2 separate regions of the Homo sapiens genome follow, and region 1 is linked to region 2. Evidence: chromatin contacts called from ENCODE Hi-C or POLR2A ChIA-PET data. All regions are on one chromosome and are shown on one strand. The core of a region is the stretch at or near the end of the contact, and the rest is flanking DNA. Distances in the headings are between cores, read along the strand shown.

The links. A loop is a pair of places that touch in the nucleus more often than their neighbours do. ChIA-PET counts read pairs that join two places held with the same protein, here RNA polymerase II (POLR2A). Pooled maps may share reads with other maps.
Region 1: a loop to region 2 is called in a pooled map, with 3 times the contacts of the local background. The contact joins the promoter of APBB2 here to the promoter of RBM47 in region 2. A Hi-C loop is called at or near these places in 1 of 168 maps with a recorded cell type or tissue (posterior vena cava) and 4 of 50 pooled maps. POLR2A ChIA-PET finds 5 or more read pairs at or near these places in 2 of 52 experiments (GM10248 and WTC11).

The regions. Positions count from the first base shown.
Region 1 is chr4:41,208,802-41,215,796 of GRCh38, forward strand. It overlaps APBB2 (amyloid beta precursor protein binding family B member 2), which reads right to left and starts at 5,741. Exons shown (of 18, transcript NM_004307.2): 1 at 5,604-5,741. RefSeq lists an enhancer at 4,034-4,113 and silencers at 5,116-5,425, 5,836-6,005.
Region 2 is chr4:40,624,713-40,631,353 of GRCh38, forward strand. RBM47 (RNA binding motif protein 47) reads right to left here and starts at 5,152. Exons shown (of 7, transcript NM_001098634.2): 1 at 4,684-5,152. RefSeq lists enhancers at 4,009-4,885, 4,886-5,763, 4,946-5,015.

The DNA.
Region 1 (6,995 bases), core at 4,491-6,990, 580 kb after region 2:
TTCATTTCTTTCCATGTTCTCTTCTCGTATTTGTCCATGTGAATCTGTACATTTTATATATCAATAAATTATATATTGGGATTTTTCTCTGATTATAAAATAAATATACGTCCATTACAGAAAACAAGATAAGATTCAAACACCATGGAAATAAATTATATAGAAAGGGAATATCTCCTGTAACTCTACACACAAAGAGCTCTAATACCTTTAAACTGATCAAGCTTCTTACTTCCTGCCCAGTTGTGTGACTTGACCTTCCACCCTCTATGCCCTTCCTCTCTCCCAGCTCTCATCTAATGTCTGGAGTTAATGACCCACTCCTAACAGGGGTCCAGGAACCCTGGAGCCTGGTTATTAGAGGAACTAGAGTCACTCTCCCTTTATTAAAAATTATTTCAATGGGATAACAACTCCTCACTGACTCACTTAAAGGTTAATGAGGCTGAGTTTTGTGAGCCTCTTGAAAGCAAAATGCACTAAAAACACCAAATGGGATTGGTTTCCTTTGCTCTCTGCCCCATCGCAGCTTGCCAAGAAAAAAGAAAAAAAAGCTCATGATCCTGCTAATGACACTGAGTAGACACATTTCACCAGCCACCACTCCTGCTACTGCAGCAGCCAATCACAGGCATCTGTCCAACACAGTGACAGGGCTAACGTCAAATGAGAGTGAAAGTCGTATTCCAGAGACCAAGGGCTGCATTTCTCATCGAGGCGAGGAGACAAAGGCTGGGACACAGGAAAGGCTTGCCAAAATTTCACAAGGGTGGGCCTGGGAAGCAAAGCACAGGACCCCCTCCCCTGCAGCCTAGGTAGAGGTTTCTTTCTCAGACTATCTGTGTGCTCAAGAGCAGAAAGTCTCCCCGCAGAAAATGCTATGAAGTAGTTTCAAATGTCGAATACACTTTACCCAAATCTAATCATTACCTTATCTGCTAACTAGACTGGCAGGGCCATAAAGTTAATTTTATGACAACCATTTTATAACAAATGAAAACTATAAGGGAAGTAGGAATTGGGCAAAAAAAGAAGGGCATTGGACAAAGCAGTGACAAACCAGACAGGGAAACACAAAATCACCTCCAAATAATGCTCTAAACCAGTGGTCTCCAGACAGCGTTCATGGAAGACAATTTTTCCACGGATGGGGTTGGGGATTGGGATGAAACTGTTCCAACTCAGATCAACAAGCAGTAGATTCTCATAGGGAGTGCACAACCAAGATCCCACACATGTGCAGTTCACAACAGGGTTCACAGTCCTGTGAGAATCAAATGCCACCACTGATCTGACAGAGGTGGAGCTCAGGTGGTAAAGGTCACTTGCCCGCCGCTCACCTCCTGCTCTATGGCCCGGTTCCTAATAGGCCACTGACCAGTTCAGGTCCGAAGCAGGGGGCTGGGGACCCCTGCTCTTAAACGAAGACCTCTCTCCTCGAATGGCTGCATCACAGATCTCTAGACTGGGACAAGAAGGACCCGATAGACAACCAGAGGGTGACTGCAGCTCTCTCATTTTACAGATGGGAAAACAGGCCCAGAGACATAACTGACTTTTTCCAGGTAACACAGTGAATTGAAGTAAGGGACAAGCCAGCCCCAAAGGCAAGTCTTTGGGGTCCCTGGTTAGTAGTCTTTCCTCCAAATCCCCCCAGACCCTTTATTATGGAGAGTCTGTTACTCTGCCTCTGACAAACCATTTCGGCTGAGAGAAATGCCGTCAACACATATCAGCATGCAGAATATGCACTAATAACACATTAAAATCAAAATGGCTAATCTGGGTTTATCTTCTGACATCTAATTTCATTTGTTGGTAGTGCAACATTATTGAAAATAAATGAACACAAAACAGTTTTAAAATCTGGATAGAACCTTCTTGAAAACATTCAAATCATTCTGAAGATATGCAGTTCCAATCAAATTTAATTCTAAATAACAAATCAAAGATGCTTTAAAAGAGAATGCTTACTGAATAATAATGGAATCAATTAAAGATATTTTCATATAAGATAAAAGTTTAAAGCTCTATTGCTGTGAAATCACGAGCATCTACCTTTTCAGAGGGGTTTTCTTAGACAGCTGACATTTATGCATAGATGCTTACAGCATAAGATGATATATACAAAACCTTAATAGGATAATAGGACACATAAAAAGCACTGAACAGACCAGGCGTGATGGCTCACGCCTGTAATCCCAGCACTTTGGGAGACCGAGACTGGTGGACCTCCTGAGGTCAGGACTTGGAGACCAGCCTGGCCAACATGGTGAAACCCCATTTCTACTAAAATTACAAAAATTAGCCAGGCGTGGTGGCGGGCACCTGGAATCCCAGCTACTCAGGAGGCTGAGGCAGGAGAATTACTTGAACCTGGGAGGTGGAGGTTACAGTGAGCCAAGATCGCGCCACTACACTCCAGCCTGGGTGACAGACTGAAACTCTGTCTCAAAAATAATAATAATAATAATAATACTAGGCACTGAACAAATGCTGGTTTCCTAACCCCATGTAGGAAAATAAGTATTCCCCCCATAACCAGTAATAACTTATTACAATATTTTCCTAAAAGTCTGTCCCACCTGCTCCCCTCCCCCGCCCCCGGAAAACTTAAGGTGTTATATCACAAGGGTATTGTCCAGTTTTGTTTTGTTATTTATTTACTTATTTATTTATTTTATTTATGTATTTATTTTGAGACGGAGTCTCACCCTTTTGCCCAGGCTGGAGTGCAGTGGCGCGATCTTGGCTCACTGTAACCTCCACCTCCCAGGTTCAAGTGATTCTCCTGCCTCAGCTTTCCCAGTAGCTGGGATTACAGGCGGGAGCCACCACACCCGGCTAATTTTTGTATTTTTTTAGAGACGGGGGTTTTACCTCTTGGCCAGGCTGGTCTCAAACTCCTGACCTCAAGTGATCTGCCCGCCTCAGCTTCCCAAAGTGCTGTGATTATAGGTGTTAGCCACCGTACCCGGCCAGGTATTGTCTATTTTTAAAATGAAATTGAAAAAGGTACAGAGACACGACATACCATTTTTCTTATTTTTTCCTTCAACTTTTAAGTTCCAGGTACGTGTGCAGGATGTGCAGATTTGTTACACAGGTAAACATGTGCTATGGTGGTTTGATGCACAGATCAACCCATCACCTAGGTATTAAGCCCAGTATCTATTAGCTATTCTTCCTGATGCTCTCCCTTCCATTTTTCTTAAAAGATAAATTTAGATATCCAGTACTCAGGATAGTCCACACACATCATTATTCTAATATTATGACAAGGCTTTCAGTATTCATTCCTGTGGTAACAGAAAAATAAAAGAATTCAATGTTCATATGCTGTTTTTCTGGTGGCAGGAAAAGAAAACAGTCATCAAAAGGTTGAAACATGACAAAAAGTACCAGTTTAAAAATATTTTATGTTTGTACATGTGGATTCTTACAATATATGCAATAGTTTTTTCCCAAGTAATTTTGGAGTCAGTATTCACATTACTCCAGCTAAGTGTAAACACCAGTATTTTGCACTTTAGCTCATCAAGCTTTCTTTTTTTCAGAAACAGGATCTCACTCTGTTGCCCAGGCTGGAGTGCAGTGGCGTGATCATAGCTCACTACAGCCTCAAACTCCTAGGCTCAAGCAATCCTCCCACCTCACCATCCAGCTTTTCAATTACCACTTTATAAAAATTTCAGAAAGCCAGTTCACATTGGCTCCTTGAAGGTGAATTTATTCAGTTAAAAGTATCCATTAGAAGAGGGAATAAAAGCATAGGACCTAAAAACCTTCTGTGGAAAGGATCTCAACTTTAGAGTCGTCTCTCAAAGGCTCTCAGCAAATATCTAGAGACGTGGTTACATCCAGTTTACGAAGACTGTCGGTGACTTCGGGGTCATACAGTACATGGACAACGAAAGAACAGCAATTGAAATCTTGTACTTGTACCCCACCACCTTCCGCCCTATGATCAACCCACTGTACTCTACTGCCACCTGTGTTCTCTCGGCATTTCCCCAGCCTGGAGGTTTCCCCATTCTCGCCACAAATACCATCCTTCACGAACGATGCCATTTCTAGGATGTTGCAAGTTATGATAAACAACTGTTGAACAAATATTGCTTACAAGCTACAAGTTGAAAACGAGAAGGTTGCTACCTAAGTTCATGAAGAAATCCCCTTTCAAGGATTCCATCTGTTCCTAAAAGGCCAGCCACACAAATTCTAATACTCTGCATTATTATGGCCATTTGGGGACAAGATTTTAAATCTGAAACCATGACAAGAAAAAAAAAAAAAGCAAGATTTAAGAGAGTAAACTCCAGAAACAACAGATCAAACTGCCATTGTGTTTGTTTTTTTTAAATCAGTGAAATATTAAAACAAATGATAAACCCATGCCAACCTCACAAAGTTTCCTCATTCCTTGGAATTCAAACACCACCGATGGCATCATTTTATGATAATCCTTTGGGTATTTCACGTAAGTAATTAGACACAATGTAAAGCCAGTGACTGAGGGACTTAAACAAACTGTCCCCTCCGAGAGCCCAGTTGGAGCTTCCGACACTGACCTTATTCTCCTCTCAATTTTAACCCTCCTCAACCACTCAATCCATCCAAAAACGTCTGTGACAGTCGTGGCTCTAAAACCGCGCAGAACTTGACTACAGAACGGTCGGTGACAACTCCACATATGATTTATCCAAATTAATTTATTTTTTTGAATTCTAGTCCCATGCTCCCTCGGCTGTTTGCCCCGAACCCGTAGTCTACACCACTTCACCGACGTGAAGACCACCTTTCATTGTTTCTATGGGTCTCAGCATCCTTCCCTCCGTCCAGCTCTGTTCTCGCCGCACAAATGTCATTTCTAGCGTACCACCCTCCATTCCGCCCGGTGGGCAGCGCAGGGGCTTTCGGGTCCCAGTGGCCAGTTTCCTGGAGTCGGTCCCCTATGCACAGCCATTTTCTAGTTAAACGCTCTCTCTGCCACCGAGGGGGAAAAGGAACTTTTCCCCCCTTTCATGTCTCATGGGCTGGCCTCTGAACCCCTCGTGGAGAAGCCAACCCCGGCTCCAACTCCCCGGCAGGAGCGCGCTGCCGCCCAGGAGAGACAGCCGAGCGGCACAGCGGAGGCCGGTGCCAGGACAAGGGGGTGTGCGCTCTTCCCGCAGGCGCCCACCCTCACTTTTCCCCTCTGCAGTCCCCACCCGGGCGCACCGCCTCCAACCCGGTCTCCCCCGCCCCAGGCCCTGCCAAGCCGGGGCTGCTGAGGGAAAGAGGGCGCCGGGAAGCGGGAGGGATGGAAGTCAAGGAGAGTGAGCCCGCAGTCGCCGTGCCACTGGCCCTGCGGCGCGGGCGCAGGGCGCACGGGACTCCGCAGCAGGCGCCCCGCTGCAGATGCCGCGGCAGCTGCTGCAGGTGTGGCTGCGGCTGAGCGGGCAGCAGTGGCCGCGGAGCCCCGGGGCCGGGAGCAGAGGAGAAGCCGCCGGGGGAACCCGCAGCCGCTCGCCGCACGCTGCTGCCGCTACCCGGGTGTTTCCCCAGCACTCTCGTGCTGCCCCGGAATCCGGGGCAAAGGCAAGGAAGAAAGCTGGGCTCACCAGTGGTGCGCGCGGCGCTCGCCTCGGCTCCGGCGCCCAGCGGCTCTGCTCCAGTCTCGCCCTTCCCGGAGCGCCCAGATCAGATGCGGTTACAGCGCACTAGCTTCCTACTTGAGACCAGAACGGGCTCCGGCAACTGAGCATGCTCAGTGCCGTTCCGCGAGTCCCGCGCAGGGAGCGGCGCTGACGAGATTCCACTTCTCCAGGCTTTGGCAGCGGCTGCGCGAGGGAAGGCTGGAGGGACCCGGCGGGGAGGGGGCCGAATGGGAGAAAGGCGGGGCCGGGGGGTGGGGGCCGGGCAGAAGGAGGCGGGCCGCGCTCCCAGGGCGACCCCTGCAGGTGGAGGCGGCAGGGCCTGCGGGAGGCACCCTCCCCAATCGCCTGGGAACACGCAGGGAGGCAATGGGTCCCCCAGTAAGACCCAAAGGCAGGACGTGCAGTGCAGCCCGGGTATCCCCTCCGTGTGGCTGGTGTCTGTCTGCACCAAAAGGCAGTTGGGTTACCTTAGCCCTGGCTTTTCTCCCACACGCCAGCATTCCCTTGCAATAGGAAAATGTCCCCACAGGAGAGCTGCCCACACCCACCCAGGCTAACTGCAAGTTGTAGGCGACACCTTCTCCTTCCTTCTACCTCCTATCCCCACCCCCAGGCATATGCCGCACACACACTCTTCTTTGATCCGGAAATCACAAGATAATATCAGGGGAGAGATACAACTGCCGGAGAGGAAAAGGAGGTTTTCCTTTCCATTGCCAATAATATTATCTATAACTCTAATTGTAAGCGTGCAAACAAAGCCCTGATAAGAGTCGAGTCTCAGTAAACGGTAAACCGTGCTCTGCCCCAGACGCTGTGAATGACATCCCCAAAGTATCCTTAGGATTGCTCTTCACCAGGGCAGCGGTTGTCAAACTGGAGCCTGGATCAGAATCGCCTGGAGGGTTTGCTGAAGTACAAATCCCTGAGTCCCAATCTGTGTCTCTGAATGGGTAGATATGTGGTGGGGCCCAAGCATCTGTATATCTAACAAGTTCCCATGGGATGCTGATGCTGCTGGTGTGAGGACTATACACTTTAGAGAACCCTACCCATACACACACACACACACAGTCCTACCAAGGATCTCGAATTAAAAACTCACGTGATTCTTCCTATGAGGACTCTATGCAGTGGGGTGGGCATTACTTTATTCTTTCCTACATGAGTTTATTAAGGATCCACGAGGTCTTGTACTAGGCCTGAGGATAGTGGTGAATTTAAAAGCCCAGGCCCCTGCTTTCATGGAATTTATAGTCCGGCCGGGTGACAGACACCTATCAAATAATCACTCAAAACGGTTATTTCAAACAGGTAGAGTGCTGGGAGGGAAATGCACAAGGTGCGAATAGAGTG
Region 2 (6,641 bases), core at 3,902-6,401:
AAGGCAACTTTGTCTTGAGAAGGCTACTGGGAAGATGGGCCTAATCTTGGCAAGGGCTTGGTGTACCAAGAACCATGTTATTATTTTTTAATCAAATGACAACACACAAAAAGAAATATTATTTAAGCCATCTTTTCTTTTCTTTTTCTTTTTTTTTTTTTTTTTTTTTGTTGTTGTTGCCCAGGCTGGAGTGCAGTGGCGCGATCAGCTCACTGCAACCTCTGCCTCCTGGGTTCAAGCGATTCTCCTGCCTCAGCCTCCCGAGTAGCTGGGACTACAGGCACCCGCCACTATGCCTGGCTAATTTTTGTACTTTTAGTAGAGACAGGGTTTCACCCTATTGGCCAGGCTGATCTCGAACTCCTGACCTTGTGATCTACCCGCCTTGGCCTCCCAAAGTGCTGGGATTACAGACATGAGCCACCGTGCCCAGCCTAAGCCATCTTTTTAAAAGTCACAGTGCTATTATCATCACCAACTTGGAACCCTCGTTTTTGAAACACAAATGGTTTACCTGAGCTTACAAGGCTCAAATACACATTTTCAGAATAGGAATTAAATTGATCTAAGAGAAACAACACCTGAAAAAACCCTGTCCATTTTGTACTTCTGTACTTTTTGTTTTTCTTGGGGCACGTGAAATGCTTTACAAACATGATTGAGCCAGGTCTCAGTGCTCTGAAAGGTAGATACTTTTTATTATAATATTAATATGCTGACATTTCCTTGGTCAGGTACAGGCGTCCTGTTCCTGTTTCAGCTGCACAATGCCCTGCATTCATTGTACACTCACCCACTGCCCATTGGTACATATACTTAACTCTTGCTCACCCACATGTGGATTATCCATAGCGTCTGGGAACGGGTTGTCTTCCACCCCAGCTGGTGGATACTCAGGGAATATGAGCAAAACTGACAATTCATTGAAGCAAGGCACAATCAGGAGGCTCATTCAGCGTACACCCACCAGGAACCCACTGTGGTCTTCGTGCAGGGCCACCATGTTCATGAGAACCACAAATATATAGCATCCCCAAAGACAAATATCGTGATTTGGGGAGACTGGATGTTGTTTTCTTGATTAATGTGGCTGAGTGTAATCTATAAATAAAGCATACATTTTGCAGAACCAGAAATCTCCTGAGACCAAAAGATTGATATTTTCCTAAAACACAAAGGGTTTTCAGGGTTACACTAGCACTCTGTCTTCTCCCGATGTCATCTCCCTGAAATGGCCTTCAGAAAAGCAGAGATTGTGCTTTTGATTTCTAAAATGACTCCACTCTAAAAGCTTTGATAGGGTGCACCAAAAGAGCTACTATAGTCACAATCACTTTTACGTGATCAGCTTATTTATGTATTTTACTTTACAAACACATAAACCATATGCATCTAGACACACCCACAAATCGTTGTTTACATAAACTAAGTTCCTATGATGACAAAAATGGAAGATTCATAACAACCAAAAAAGATGCTCCTGTTAAATATGCAAGTTACATAAACTGAGCTGTAATTGTTTTGTTTTGTTTTTTCAGGTGTACTTAAACCACACAGAAAGTAGAGGAAAGGCAGACAGTGGGAGTATGGTTGAAGGGTTTGTGCCTTTTGTAATCAGTTTACTTTTGGTTTTACCAAGAGATGATATCTTGAATTCATTCAAACTAGTGTCTATTGCAGTACACTAGGAACATTTGAATTACAAAAGGAGAGGAGGAGCCTCCACTTCCCACAGTTGCTAGTTTACCTGCAATCCTTTGAGGGCAGTGGTAATCTCCATGTGAGCTTTCTGGTAAATTCCACACTAGGACCACATTCAGAACTTACCTGTTTCTTGGCCGTTTATTCCTCTAGACACTCTCTCCCTTTCTACTTTCGCTGGAAAATGAAAGTTTTCCTCCCCCACACCTTTTTCAGAGCAAAAGATACGAGAACCTTAAAAGCAGGTGGTCATTGACTTCAAGGGGACGAGATCGCCCTCCCCACTGCCTCTCCCCATACAGACGCTCACAGAATAGACGGGGAAGCAACTATGAGAGAAACAGAAGCAATCAGAACTCCAGCTCAGACGACCTCAGGAGTTTTACCAACAGGATGATTCAGGACCACACACAAAAAATGGCAGGGTGCCATTTCCCCCGAATCTCTCCCGCATAAGATGGAAACAACAACTTGAGGTGGCAACTGAGCAATTAGTTACTGATCATTTCTATGACAATTCTCTGAAGGCTCCAAAGGCCTCCTATCTTGAAACCCAGGTCATCTCTGCATTGCTATTATTGAAAATCTTTATCCAGTTGCTCTTTGAAGCCACTACTTGGAGCAGTAATGTTGGGACCAACACACACCTTTTATGATATTAAACCAGAAAATCAGCATCATCATTAAGACACAGAGACTGTTCCCAAGAGGGAAAGAAAATATATCTCCTAATCAGGCCAGTAGCTGAAACACTGCAATATAACCTGTAGCTTGGAATCACGGTGACAAGCACTTAAAGCTGCATTTAATGTCTTCATTGTAACTTCATCAAAGTTTGGCACACAAATTCTACCTTTATTCTAAGCATACCCTTTTTCTAAGTCTCATGAATCCCAAACTTAAACCCTCTTCAGAGTTTTTTTTCCCCAGAATTATGTATCTTCTGGGATTACCTAATCACAGTTTCACTTGAGCCTGGGTCCAATTTTAAGAAAATCTCCCTCCCTTCACGCTTATATCCACTCCCCTGACCTTTTCTGAAAAATCAAGAGACTTAAGATGTGGAGGCGGAAACTTACTGAAATAGCCAAATGCTTTTCTATAGCAATGAAAGCTCAGTCATTTGGGACATGATTTAATCTTGAGCTTCAGAGCAGAATTTGAAAAGCAAATTAAATCCTTTTGTAAGAAAATAATTTCATCTTAACCCAATCTTTTAAAAAATCATTACCTAGAACAGTAAACCAAATAGTCTAATATGAATGTTCTTATCATGTGAGGAAAAAAATGAGTAGTCTTTAACACTAGTTAGAGCAAGTCTATAGAACACGTGTCCAGAAGCATGTAGTTCCCTTGCTTTCTGTCTTTATTTCATCCTCAGTATCACTACTGCTTTGGGCAGAATTCTTTCAAAATTTAATTTAAAGCAGCACAGTGGGGGAATCAAAAATAAATATGTTGACTATTAAAAATATAGAGATTGGTAAAAAAAATGATGATGATGAATTCTCAATCCTACAAACTTCTGTAAACGCAAAAACCAAGAGGAAGATAATAAATCTTTAATAATTGATTGATATTCAGAATATCTTGATCTAATTAATTTAAAGCATGGCCTACCTAGCCAGGTAAAGGACGGCACAGCTAGGCTTATTTCTTCATTTGACACATACTGAAAGTTAATAATGAAGCTAGGTGCTTGGGAAATTTCTGAGACCCCATCCTTCCAGCATGCAATAATTAAGTCAAAGAGGCCAACAGTGTGTATATCAGAACAAGGTGAAGGGTAAAGCAGACCAGAAAAAAATATTAAAAACCAAACCATCTCCTCCTTTCTTTTTTTCCTTCTGTTTTCCTTTCAGACTGGGTTGATTTTAGTTCCCTCCAAGACTTCAAGTCATTGATCTAACAAAGATCATTGTTTAAATTAATAGCAACACAAACTCCCACAAAGTGATCTCTTCTTATGCTCTAGGTTGAGTACTTTGGTTTATCTAGAGGTTGTGTGTTACGCCGCTGACCACCTTTCACCTTTTAGAATCGGCACCTGCAATTCTCAAATGCTCTGGATCTAATTGCCAACCTTTTGAGCTCAAAACTTCGGCAACTCCTTCATGTTGGGTTGTCAACCCTTTGCTTTCCCTCCCCTGAGAAATTCGTATGACCTTGCCTTAAAACTTTTAAAGAATACATTTTAAAATCTATATTCCTGCTAAAGAAAACAGTGAGTCATTAAAATACCACCAGATAAAAAAAAAAGGTTTGATTTTTAGTTCAGGTCGGTAATGGCCTGTAAGTACCTTGAAGATGGTATCTTCCTATCACTTATGCCTTGGGACAGTACCCAAGAGTGGCTGAACTTTTACCTAATTAAAAAATGAGTCATTTATTTGAAAAATTCCACTTCCATTTATTTTATCTGATTTCTTAAATATCCGGTCAACTGCTAATTTGTCAGATGTCATAATTCGTCAGTCCTACCCTTTTCTACAGGCTGAATTTTTAATTTGAAACAACTACACCTCTACCGAGTGTTACTTTCAGACGTAAATTACTGCAGGAAGACCCCCCTCTGCCTTGGTTAACACTTAAATGAGATGCCTCCTGTCCAGGACGCTTCCTCAGTCTCACTGTAATAATCTGAGTCTAAAGTCACCTGTGCTTCTGGGCGGTCCAATCATGTATTTTCAAGAGTGAAAAAAAAAAATCAGTTTCTTTTATGGGAAAAGATTCATCACTACAGGAAACACGATGGGACTGACTGTATATGATTATCTGCCTTCCCAGAGGTTGACCCTTTTAAAACCGTTTTATAAACCCTTTATTTCCCACTAAATATACCAAGAGACAGAAGATGAGTGATAGCATGAGGGATAAGAGCTAAAGAGAGAAGAATAAGAAAAAAATATACACTTCAAAAATTGGGACCCAAATGTAAGATTAAGGGACAATAGTTAGAAGGACTACCAAAAACCACCTTACCTTTCCTTGTTAAGTTTTTGGAGCCGCCCACTTCAGAAATTAACACCATTCACAGCCCAGGAGCAACTTAACACAGCTAGGAAGTCACCTACAACATCTTCTCGTCCGCCTTCTTTTTAATGTAAAACCAAAATAAGGAGTGTCCAGCGACTCCCCACCGCGCCGCTTAAAGCAACAGAGCGTTTTAGGCTTAACTCCCAGGCTCTGGGAATTCCAGTGGGTCAGAATTGCTTAACCTTGGAGACTTGCAGAGAGAAAGTCTCCAGGAGGACCGCTCCCCAAACCCTGGTTTCTCTCTATCCCAAGCTGCACATTCCACAGTGGAAAGCGGGAGCGGCGACCCGAAGGCAGCGAAGTTCTCTCGGGCTCAGCTCCCGAGGCCGGGAGCGCGCGGCGGTTCCACCCGCAGAGCGGCGCCGCGTCCCGGCTGCGTGGGGCGCTGCGCACGGGAGCGCTCAGCGTCTAGTCTGCGGGCCCTTCCCGGTTCCCTCCCTCTCTCCTCCCGCCGCCCGCCCCCTGCCGAGGCCATCCGCCTCACAGTAGCAAGGTTGTCTCTCGTCTACTCCCTTCCCTTAAACTCACCAAACCAGATTTTTACTCCCAACACCGGCAACTTCCCGTAAATCTGCCCTGAAATTTTATCCTGCTGGCTGAGCCTCCCCTGGCTAAAGGCCAGTGCCACATTCCTGTTGTTTTTTAGGAGCGCAGATACCTTTGCTGAAGGTTCAAAGAAAATCGGCCTTGATGGCAGAGATTGGGGGACTTGACCAGACGGACTTCTCTCCCCGCCCCAAAAGTCACATGCCTTTCAGACACCCAGAAGTGGCACCTGCTCCACCTGGGGGCATCTGTCCGAGTCAGACGCTCGGCCCCCTTCGGGCTGCTCCGAGAAACCCAGCCAGAACCACGTTGGAGAAATTAGGAACCTGCTGCTGAATTTCAAGCCGATCGGAACCGCCCCGCTCCCCTTCTTCCCCCCATAAACAAGTCGCTGGACGAGGTGGGATCTCTGCGACCCCCGCGTGCCCGGGGAGAGCTCCCGGGGCGAGCTCCCGGGGCGTCCTTACCTGGGGCCGAGCATGGCTTGGCCGCGCGCAGGCAGGAGCGTCACGCGGACGGGGCCCTGACCTTTGCCGGGGCCTTCGCAGCAGGGCCTGGGGCCTGGGCGCTGCTCGTTCAGAAGTGGCTCATTTTAGTGCGCTCTGACCTAGAGTTACGGAGGGTTTCTAGAAAGGGAACAAAAAAACACTGCATTTAGAAACAGCAGCCAAGCCCTCGCTTCACCTTGCCTGCTCTCTGGGGAGTTGGCTCGAACCCCCACCCCATCCCAATTCCCAAGAAACCCAGATGTCCGCAATCCGCGCCCCACCCCCTCCGCCTTACCTGTTTATACAAGAGTTAAGGAGCCTCCCGCATTTCAGTGGAGCGCTAAGCCTGTTTGTAGGCGCGGAATGGGCCAACAGGAATCGAATTCTGTGACTAAACAAACTAGAAGAGGAAGCAGGCACCACCAGGAACCTAAAACAGAGTTGTGATTTCGGGTTGCAGTGTCATTCAGCTGAGGGGAAAGAAAAAAATACCGGGCTACTTTAGTGAAAGAATGTTCCAAAAATGGTTCTTTGCTGGTTGAGTTAACACATGCAAAGAGCTTAGAACGGTGCCTAGCACACAGTGTTAGCTGCCGTTATTGTTGTTGTTATTCTTCTTATTATTATTTACATTATGGCTTTTTTCTGAAGAAGAGTGTGTGGTCAGAGTTAGACATGGGCTGTAGCACCAGCATTGCCACTCACCAGCTGTGAGGCCATGAGCAAGATATTTAATCTCTCCCAGCCTCAGTTTCTGGAAGATTCTAACGATGGGATTTTTACAAACAGTTTATATTCATTGCTGACAGTCTTGAATACAATGGGAAATAAAGTCCCTGTAAAGGGTAGCCAACTGAATTTCATCTCACT